2 separate regions of the Homo sapiens genome follow, and region 1 is linked to region 2. Evidence: chromatin loops called from intact Hi-C (ENCODE). Cell type or tissue: prostate gland. All regions are shown on one strand. Links, peaks and the distances in the headings refer to the core of each region. The heading gives the core; the rest is flanking DNA. Region 1 overlaps CYP26B1 (cytochrome P450 family 26 subfamily B member 1). Region 2 has its middle 340 kb from the start of DYSF.

Region 1 (2,500 bases), core at 1-2,500, 340 kb before region 2:
GCCCTGCAGAGTCCTCCGAGGGCCGCCGGGTCCCTGCGCGGGCCACACCGGAGAGCGGAGGAAACTCCAACCCCCATCTGTAGTTGCTGCCTCCGGGCACCGACCGCTTACCGCTATAAATAATCTTTGGCCTGCGGCCACCCCGCGGGGTCTCGCCAGCCCGTGGCCCGGAGCCTGGAAATATTTATTCCGAGAGGCTCCCGAGCGCGGGGTGGGGGTGTGGGGGTGGGGGTGGGGGCGGAGACTCCCGCTTCGGGTCCAGCTGTCCGGGATACCTCTTTCCTCTCGAAAGTCATTACCAAAAAACAGCCTCCTGGGGGTGCCCCTGGGCCTCCGCCTCCTTGCATTATTTATTATCCTCTAGGCCCTACTTCGCAGTTCTTGTGCACGCTATGAAAAATAAAACCTGCGTGCTCGTCTGTGTGAGTGTGTTTGGTGGGGAGAGGGGGCAGGTGACTGTACCCCGGGTTGGGGTCCGCCGCCCCTCCCTCGCGGGCCCTCTGCAGAAGTGCACCCTGAGAGAGACCCGGGTGTGGCTCCCGCAGGGTTCTGGCTTCCAGTCGTCGCGGAGGGAGAAGTATGGCAACGTGTTCAAGACGCATTTGTTGGGGCGGCCGCTGATACGCGTGACCGGCGCGGAGAACGTGCGCAAGATCCTCATGGGCGAGCACCACCTCGTGAGCACCGAGTGGCCTCGCAGCACCCGCATGTTGCTGGGCCCCAACACGGTGTCCAATTCCATTGGCGACATCCACCGCAACAAGCGCAAGGTAAGAACTCTGCCCGTTTTCTTCCGCGCAATCCCTCCCCCACCTCGGGGCAAGGAGTTCCTGGAGCCCGGGGAATGTCCCCTACCGAATCTGTGCCCCCCTTTGCACACCATGCTTGAAGACTCCGCAGTTCCCCGCCGACAAGGCCTCGAGTCCGGATCCAGGGCCTGCTCCGGCCTCCTCTTGGTCCCTTTTCTTGCTGGCCGACTGCGTCATGGGCACCCCCAACGGTGGCTTGGAAGAGCTTGAGCGTGCGGGGTCTGGGGTGTCCAAAGCCTGTCCTTGCCTTGCTCCACAGAGCTGGAAAAAGAAGGGGGCGGGACAGTTGGCCGGCGTTCGCCTTTTCGCCACGTTTCCCAGGGAATTCCGAGGACTGGAGACCGATCATTCTAAAATCAAAGCTGTCCTTCCCACCACAGGCTGCTTGAAGGGAGTCGCGGGCAGGCGGCTGCGCGTGGAGGTTGGGGACAGCTTGTGGGCTGCGGTGGCGGGGCCTGGTCAGAGAGGTGCGGCGAGCCTGGGCAGCGGAGCGCACGGGTCTGGGCCGTGGGGGAAGGGCGGGCGGGGGGAGAGCAGGCGAGGCACGAGCGGGGATCAAAGCGCACCCACCCCCCCCCGAAAGAGGAAGGGAAAGTGGGTGTTTATCCCTTGGATTTCCCGAGCGACTGGAGGAGGCGCGGAGGAGGCGCGCACGGGACAGGCCCCCGCCCCTCCCGGCTGCGCTAGGCTCCCAGCGCTGGCGGCACGTGCTGTTTGAACTGCAGTAACCCGAAAGCGGAGCCAGCGGGCGGGCCCTAAGCCGCCGGGAGGGAGGCTGCGCGACCTCTCCCACTCCATTTTTTTCCACTGGGTCAGAGGACTCACCCAGGTTTGAAACCTAAGGAAAGGGAGAGGCAGCCCCCCGTCCCTGAGCGGTGGCAGACCGGGGAGGTGGGGAGGCGGACTCCCTCCGTCAGGGGCCGCATGTGCTGTGGTCTTGGCGAAGGTGGGGAGCGCTCTACTAGCCGACGCATCCTGTAGCACTTGACGTTCTCTGAACAGCCTGTGAAGGGTAATTCTTAACGGCAGACAAAAGAAGGAGCGGTCAAACCGAGGAGACTGGGTTGCATCCCTGCCCCCACCCCCGTTCCCTTATACAGCATGTATTTCAGGAACTGGAAAGGGGCTCCCAAAGTCCTCTCTTCCATCTGCCCCACTCCTAGCTGGAAGCAGTTACCACAGCCTGGGGGCGGCGGGAGAGGAGTTCTGGGGAGTGGCTGGAAGGGGCTGTAGGCTTCAGAATGAAGCCTCGGCTTTTCAAAGTTGCGGGCACTTATTTTTCCCTCAGCCTTTGCGACTCCACCAGAGGCCCATTCCAAAGAGCGAGGAGAGTGGAGACTCGGCTCCAAAAGAGATGGCTGCTTCCTGATCTCTGCTTTACAGAGGCTTTGGCCAGAGGGGTATTATTGTCCCCTTTTCATGGAAGGGGCCACTGAGGCGTAGAGCGGTTGAATGAGACTTGAACCAGGTCAGGAGACAAAGAAAATTTCGGGGAGAGCCTGCAACACTGGACTGCAGCGTCCGTGGGAATAGTCTCTGGGCCCCGGAGGAGAGTCCTCTTCTGTCCTGCATGCCTGGGGCTGCTGGAAGCTGGGGTGGACAGTGAGTGCTAGGAGGAAGGAGGTGTGGCCAGGACCAGAGTGTGAGACCCTGGGGTGCAGAGGGCTTTGGGGTGAGGGCGTTGTCTTGGG
Region 2 (7,890 bases), core at 2,186-4,685:
TACTTAGACTTCCATGACACCCTCAACTTCCCACCTTCATGTTTTCTCTCCTAGAGTTCCTTCTTCCCTCACTTTCAACGATCTCTAAGTACCTTCCCTCTCTGAAGGGATCCCTTCTTTCCATCCGCATCCTCTAGGAATCCTCTCTATTTCTGTTGGGCACATCTTATGAACCTCTTCAGATTCTCTTGAACACTCAGACACTTGCTTCTCCTCAGCTGCTTCCACAGTCAACTGACTCCTTTCATACTTGCACGGTTCTGCCATCTGAGGTTGACCAGCTGCCCTGCCAGAACCGCAGACTCCTGCTGCATTTTAGACTTGGAAGAAGGAACAATATATATGGTGTGGGATCTAGCTTCCTAAGCCACTGCTGAAGGGGCCAAGTGATACAATCAGGGAGTTCAGGTGAGTGCCCTATAAGAGTAATTTCAAAAGAGAAAAGATGGAAGAGAACTTTAGATAAAATTCTCCCTCCTTTTCCCTTCTAATTGTTGGTTCCAAGGGCAAATGTTTTCTGAACAGCTTGTCCAGAGATATCCTTCCTGGCTGATGGGATGCATCTACATCTTGGACAGCGGTGTCTCTTTGCAACTTGTCAGAAAGCAACAGCCAGTGCAATAACATATCATCTTGCATTGTTCCCTACCCTTTACTGCCTCACTTCTACCTTGTTTCACTTTTGCTTCCATGGGTTTCCACTTCCAAAATAAAGCATTCACACTTAAGCACTGCTGCAGTCTCTATTTTCTAGGGAAACCAAAGATATCATCTTGAAGGAGTTCACAGCGAGAGATGTCTTGGGAGGAAGTCTAGGACTTCCACCCAAGTCACTTAGCCCTAGGTCACTTAGCCCTAGTGTCTAACTGAGAACAGCACACAACTGAGTAACTGTGCCTTTCGCAAGAGAAGACTCAGAATTGACAAAGATAGTTTGTGTTGTTAATGGGAGTAGGGGTGGTAGGACATCCCTTCCCCATGAAAAAGCTAGTAGCCCATTTCTAGGAGGCCAGGGCTTAGGGATAAGGATCCAGGAACTCATACCCCTATTGTTCTAGCTCCCTGGGAAAAGGATCTCATTTTTTTTCCTTTGTCCTGTCACAGGTGCTCAGATGTAGGTCCAAAGAGTCTTAGCTGTGCTAAATATTAGAACTGCTTTCTCAGCCTTGTGTCTCTGCCATGTGTCTGAGTACATGGACCTGAGACTTCTCAAGTCCAGAGGTTATCTGCTCATCAGACTGGCAGCTCCAGCTGACTAGGACTTTGACTCCTTGATCAGGGGAGGCTAGGTCAAGGAAGGAAAATATGTGAGTCCCCTTAAAATCCAGCCAGGATAGTAGAGGGCAGTCATGAGAACACATGTTCCTCTCTCATCTGATGGTCTCCACTTGCACGAGAGTCCTTCCCCCAGCTGTATCCTAGTCTTCCTCTCCTCACTCCTTCTTCCCAGGGTCATCTCTCATCAAAGAGCTTGCCATTGTCCTCCCCTCAGCCTTCCTTGCCAGAGATTAAGTCATATGCATAGAAATGCAGCCCCTTTTGGCCCTCTGTATGTGTCCATGAAACTGGATGACTGAATTTTCAACATGGTTGGGAGACAGAAAAATGCTAGCAAGTAATCCCACAAAGGAATTTATACAGTGTAAAAATGTTTTCGTTTGGAGAAATTTAAAGCCCCTCCCACTCAAATCACTTTGTATTTGGGTTTCCTGAAATTCCCAGTAAACCAGAAACAGGCCATGTAACACTTCAGTCCTCGTGTTTCAGGACTGAGCCTGAGTACACGTAGTACACATGTCCCTCTCCAGGCCTAGAGAGGAGTGGCAGGTCACTTAGCCCTAGCCTCTAACTGAGAACAGCACCAACTACCAAACCTGTCTCCTGAGTAGCTCTCCTGCCTTTAAAGATATCTGAGTCTAAAACAGAGGCAGGGAAAATATTACTGGCTGCCCATTTCTAGCTGTGGCCCAACCACTCTTTCAGGAAGTCTCCTTGCAGCTGACTCAAACCTTTATGGGTGTAGTTCAAGCTTGTTTCTACCTGACTTTTTACAGTGAATGTTGGAGCCCTGGTGCCATGCTATGTTCATTGGCGCTGGCTTTCAGGGGCACAGCAATATCTACAACACCAGGGCACAGAGTTTAGCCAACTCCTTGGAGATCTGGTTAGCACTGGGTGCTACTTTACATGCAGTGGTCTCAGAGAACTATGCAGGCAGGGCTGGGTTCTTCACTTTACCCTGCTGGGAATGCTCTCACCAGGCATGAGTGACCAGGCCCTCAGTTTCCAGTATTTTCTAAGGCAACTGCTGCTGACATGGGCTGCATCCCTATGGTCATGCAGCATCCCTGGAAGCGGAAACTCTTGTGTTCTTGGATCCATTATGAGATGCAGTCCATCTCCCAATGGTGTTGAATCATAAAATGCAGTATTCAAGACACAGTGAGGTTCTGCAATGCTCCTTCGCTGTTGAAAGCCCCTAGGATCTGATTGGTTTGGGATCAAGGGCAGACACTGGGATTCCTCCATTTGAGCCCTTGTTTCCCTTTTCTTTACTAATGGCTATCTTCAGCATGCAACAAAGACCTACGAACATTTTGTCTTTGCAAGCAAAACAGCAGGGGAAAGGGGATGGATGGAATGGAGCCCCTAATGAGCCTTTATAGTATGTGTGTTATCCTAGAAGGACCTCAAAATGGCCCAGTGATGCAGTCCTAGCCATCCCTATTTAGTCTCAGAGGTGGCCTTGGAAAAAGACCCCTTCTTTCTTTCTGGGAAGGAAGAAGAGGGAGGGAGAGAGGGTAAGGTCTTTGTTATCAGTCAGCCCCGGTTCAGCTCAGCAATGAGTGTTTCTCCAGCCTCCATCCACCTCTTCCCATGCAGGTAGGCTGTTTTATGGCTGTAAGTAGCAGGACATTCCATCTTCAGCTAGACAACATGGTGAGAGAAACTGATGATCTTGTTTTCTAAGAAGGTTCATCAGGGCTCCTGTTGCATGCTTCTGAGATGCTCTTGGCTTGTCCTCATCTGTGTCACGGCTTCATCCTCAGATGCTGCAGGCATTCTACCATCTCATCTAGGCATGGATACGACCAGAGGAAAGCAAAGGACTTGTTTTCCTGTGTCACTGTATCTCTGTCTTGGGTGTGAGAAAATATTTCCTCAAAGCCCCCAACAGACTCTTCTCATATTTCATTCCTAAATTGTTACAGGCAAGAGAATTATCGTGATCAGCTAAATTAGTTCAATCAGCTGAGACTCAGGGACCTCCCAAAGGTGCCTAAGAGGCTGTTCCAAATCCCTCCAGGGGTGTCTTCTCTGAGCTCCACCTGCACCAAACAGTGTTATGGAAAAATAAAGGCTGCCCTCCTGGCACCGTCCTGCCCAAGGGGCTCATAGTCCGAGGGGGTGTAAGACAAAAGTAGCAGAGCTAAGGCAACTGGCAAGGCAAGACCCCACCTCACTCACTCCTCTTCCCAAGCTTCAGCCACTGTGTTCTTTGGAGTCAGACAGGGAAGGCCCTAGGGAGAAAGTGGAGCCTCGGCTGGGCCTACAAGAAGGCATCTAATTGCAGAAAAGAAGCAGAGGCAGACCCAAGGTTGGACACTTGGGGGACAGTGTAGAACTGAGTAGGTTGGGTAGAAAGAGGGGACAATGAGATCAGGAAGGAAAGTGGAGGCAGATCTGAGAGGAAGGAAAGCTTAGTTGCGCTTGGGCAGGTTTCTTCCCTTCCCCAAACCAGAGTCCTCATAAAAGGTCTCCTCTCGGGAGGACATGTGGGGCAAGTGGACAGGAGGAGAAGCTGGGGACCCAAAGGCCAGAACAGGAGAAGAGAGCAGCCCAGAGGCTGGAGATGCCCTGCAGACTGCGCAGAAGCAGAGCTTCTCCTGTCCACCCCTCCTCCAGGGAGCCCCTGGCAGGGAAGGAGGCACCAGCACCCTTGAATTTACCTTCAGGTCCAAATGACAATTACAGTGGAGACAGGAAAACTTGGGAGAGTGTGCCCCCCACTGGTCAATGGGGACAGAACTGACTGCCAATGCAGGGCCCGAGGCCAGACTGGGAAGGCTTTCAGGCCTCCGTTCATCTCCCCCAGGAGCTGCGCAGGCTGGGGGAAGAACAGCAAGCGCCCAGGACATCTGCCTTCTGGGTCCTGGGAGGGACTGTGGGGCCTCTTCTGCTCTGGAATCAGCCTAGGCGCTCCTACTGCTGAGACCCTGGCCTTGCCTCTGCGGTCCGTCAGAGAGCCCAGGACAGACGGCCTCCGTGTCCACATGCCAAGGGCACCTCTCGGGAGTCTCTTTCCTTCCCCTGGCACTAGGATTGGCAAAGTTACAAGGATGCAGGGTTCATAGGGGAGAAGTGGGTCCTTCAGAGGGCAGGAGCCTAGAAGCCCTAAATGATCTTCTGAGGAAGGCATCCCAGTGAGGGGGCTGGGAAGGGCAGACTCCCAAAGATTTCCCAGCCCAGCTGGCTCCAAAAATGAGACTGAAGCTCCAGTCTCTCCCAGCCCAAATGGAGGGAGGGGTCCCTTCCATGCTGTGAGGAGCCTCACAAGGGAGGCTGGAGGTCAGGGTTTTCTGGCCTCTGGATTCCACTCTCCTGGGTGTTCAGGCTTATAAGGAAACCTAGGAGTTGAACGAATTCATTCCTTTCTCATTTACAGGAGAAATCACACCTTTTAAAAAGCTTTCCCCAGACCTTCCTAATACATAATGACGTTCTCCATCACCTCTTTCTTTCTCGCCTGAATCCCTCCCATTGCAGCTTAAACCTCTGGAGAAGAGTGACATGTTAGGCCAAAGGCCACAGAAGAAGAAAATATGACTCCCATCTTTGGGGACCCCCTGTCTGATGGTGCCTGTCCTGAAGAGACTTACTGCTTCTGGGGTAGACTGGTTAGGCCCTCCTCAAAGGAAAGAGTCCTGAAGCAGACAAATATACAAAGTAGAGCAGAAATCATAAACACATTTTATTTCTAAATAATTTTAAGACCACTGGCATTGTAGCAAATTGTAATATATTTCCAGAATCAACTCAAAGAGATTTTTTTTTATAGCAACATATGAAAAATGTCATTTAAATATCCACCAGCAGCTGCACCACATGTTGGGCTCTTAGGAAAACACTTTCATTCCTTTCATCAAAGTCCCTTGATTAATGTTCCACTTTTCTTTGACACTTTTTCCATAGTTTAAGAAAAAATTCAAAGCCTGTACTATTATCTGGAAGAAAATTAAACCGATAAGATTTAATGTCTGCTATATTCTACAGTCATGGCAAAAAAACAAAATATATAGTTTAGGCCCTGGGCCAAATGCAAATGAATATTAAGCAGAGGGTGCATCCCCACTGGAGGCTTTGGGGAGGGGTGGGGCTGGAGGAAGATGGGAGCAGCAAGGGCCTGGATGGGGCACGGGTGGGGAGAGGCCGGTGTGCAGGCTTACAGACCAGCCTGGAGGGAGGCAGGAGTAGGACTGGGCAGAGGTGACTTCCCAGCTGCAGTGTCCCGGAGCAGAGTTGGGAGGTGGGGAGACATGGCCCTGGGGGGACACCAGCAATGCCCGAATGCCACCTGCAGCAGGGCCAGCGACATGGCTGGGATTTTGTGAATGGGACTCAGAGGGAGGCAGCTGATGGGGGCAGAGGAGAGAGAAGGAGAGAACGGGAAGGAGGGAGGAGAATGCAGCAAGCTAGAAACTGCGCCAGTGGGAAGGCTGGGCAGATGGAGTGAGGGGAAATCGCAGCATGTCTGGCACGACAGCTGATGCCATAATTTAAAGGTCAACTCAGTGGAAAAGGAAGAGAAAAGGGGGGAGGGGGTGGTGTTGGAATGACTTTGCCTCCACAGTATGGCTCTTAACCCCTCCCATTCCGGTGCAGCTCGACTTGGCCTTTTCAGCCACTGGACGGTGCTTGTCCTCTCGACTTGATATCCTCTAAGTTCTGGGGACCCCCTCTCCCCTGCAGTATGGGCTCTGCAGGTCAGCAGACCTGGCTCTGCATCCTGCCTCCTCTTGTTACATCAGAGTAGAAGCAGCTTAACCACCCTAAGCCTCAGTTTCTTCATTCACAAAATGGGGATGGTAACACCTCACCTCCCTGGGGTTTACTGTACAAGTTCAATTGCATAACAGGGCAGAGGCTGGACGAACTCACTTAAAAATTCAAATCTTTCTGGGCTTCCCTAAAAGAAGTAGCTTTAATTTACCTTTGAGAAAAAAAAAAAAGTCCCTTTGTTCTAGGAAAACCACCATTTGGACAAATGAAACCTGGCAGCCATATTTTGTCCCAAGGCATCCTTTGAAGGCAGCTGGTCACCCTTGGACTAAAAGCTGTGAGGTGACATTGCCTCACTTCCTGCCTTCCCATTGTCTGTCCCCAGTCCTCAGTCCCCAGTTCTTTTAATACACAGGTATATCTTTTAGCAGTCTCTCTCTCTCTCTCCCACTCTCGGCTGGCTGGGCTGCTTCTTGGGGAGGAATGTTACTTTTCTCCATATGGATTTGGACTGCCTTGTGCCTATAAATTATGGCAAGTTCTTGGGGAGCTGTGAAGGTTTTTGTTGGAATAGTTATTTGCTAGAGGGCTGAAGAGGAAACCCCAAGGGGTGCAGGAAGGACTTGGAGGCATAGGTTTCAACTCCAGCTGGGGGAGGCCGTGTAAAGTAGCTGGACAGGCCCAGAGACTTCCCACTGTGGTGCTACTTAAGAATGAAAAGCCCAAACTGAATGGAGCTATTACATGCAGGGGCCATGAGACAAGCCCACATGGCCAGTTGTCCCTGGTGGGAGAGAACATAGGACTTGAGCAGGGGTCTTGAGGCCATTCCTATGTTCCCAGGGCTGAGGATGTGGGCCAGGCTTCAGACTCTTGGCTACAGTGCACTGGTCTCATGGACCCAAGGGCTGGCCTGTCCCCACTGGCCCCTCACTTCCCTTCCATTATCTCCAACAGTTTAGTGATTCTCATTTAAAGTCACAGCCTAGAGCCCCATCCAGTTCTACCCACCAAGACATGGCTTTGAAAGGCTTTGGCTGGAAAGGCGGTGAAGGTAGCCATGGTGGTGCGGCTGGTGGCAGGAAAGATGGAGGACCCTCCTTCACAGCCCTCATCACCACTGGGGCCACCTATTGGCAATCATGTTCCAATCCAAGACACAAGGGGAGCTGCACCCCTTCTCCTGGTCTCCCAGCCATGATAAGGGTCCTTCTCCCATGGACTAACAGTGACCAGGACACATCAGCCCCGGGCAGGTTAGATGACAGCAGGGCCCCAGCCTGACAGCAGGCATTGATGACATCGCCTGGCTCCCCGCCCTTCCCGCTGTCTGTCTCCAGTCCATGGTCCCTTTTTCTCCCCTGGTCCTTGGTGAAGGAGAAGGGGCATTTCAGCAGTCTCAGGGACAGCCTGAACTCTACTGTCTGGTCCTGTATGTGCCAGGACTTGGCAGGGTGGCGTGAGAATGTTCAGGAAGAGGTGCTCAAAGAAGGTCACTGCAGGGAGAGGACAGTGGGCCTTGGCCAAGACCTTTGACCTTCTGCCTGGTGGGCGGCACAAGGAAACTCTAACCCAGGGGCCTTTGCTGGCCAAAGGGCCTTTACAAGGGAGCCCCTGGCAAGGAAAGATGAGCCCTTTGTCCACTTGAGGGCTGCAAGGGAACCCTCCAGGAGAGCCGCACAGCTTCATAGTGACCACCAGGGGGACCCTGGGAGAGCTGCCTCTGGAAGAGAGCCTGCAGTGACCCCTGGCCTGACCTGTGGCCCTAGAGCAGGTGACAGAACCTATGATCAAGTAGCAGGCAGTGAGCTCCCTATCACAGCAGGTATGCGATGGAGGCTGGAAGGGTTGTCTTCCAACAGGGGAATTTCTTCATCATGTAAAAAGTTG

What was found. Hi-C counts contacts between places; a loop is a spot of excess contacts. Peaks named below come from ENCODE experiments on the same cell type or tissue, not always from the same donor. Only the 100,000 strongest peaks of a DNase experiment are listed, where the experiment ranks them.
Region 1: it touches region 2 in a loop (4-fold over the local background); 72 of 110 quality-filtered maps call a loop at or near these places.

The regions. Positions count from the first base shown.
Region 1 is chr2:72,142,259-72,144,758 of GRCh38, reverse strand. CYP26B1 (cytochrome P450 family 26 subfamily B member 1) reads left to right here. Exons shown (of 6, transcript NM_019885.4): 2 at 546-770. Among named protein-coding and RNA genes, the nearest start is that of CYP26B1, 4.4 kb to the left of the region's middle. In prostate gland, for the core only: no CTCF peak of the experiment used is centred there; a DNase peak (open chromatin) is centred at 1,508; H3K4me3 peaks cover 742 bases.
Region 2 is chr2:71,798,330-71,806,219 of GRCh38, reverse strand. No RefSeq gene overlaps it. Among named protein-coding and RNA genes, the nearest start is that of DYSF, 340 kb to the right of the region's middle. In prostate gland, for the core only: no CTCF peak of the experiment used is centred there; no DNase peak of the experiment used is centred there.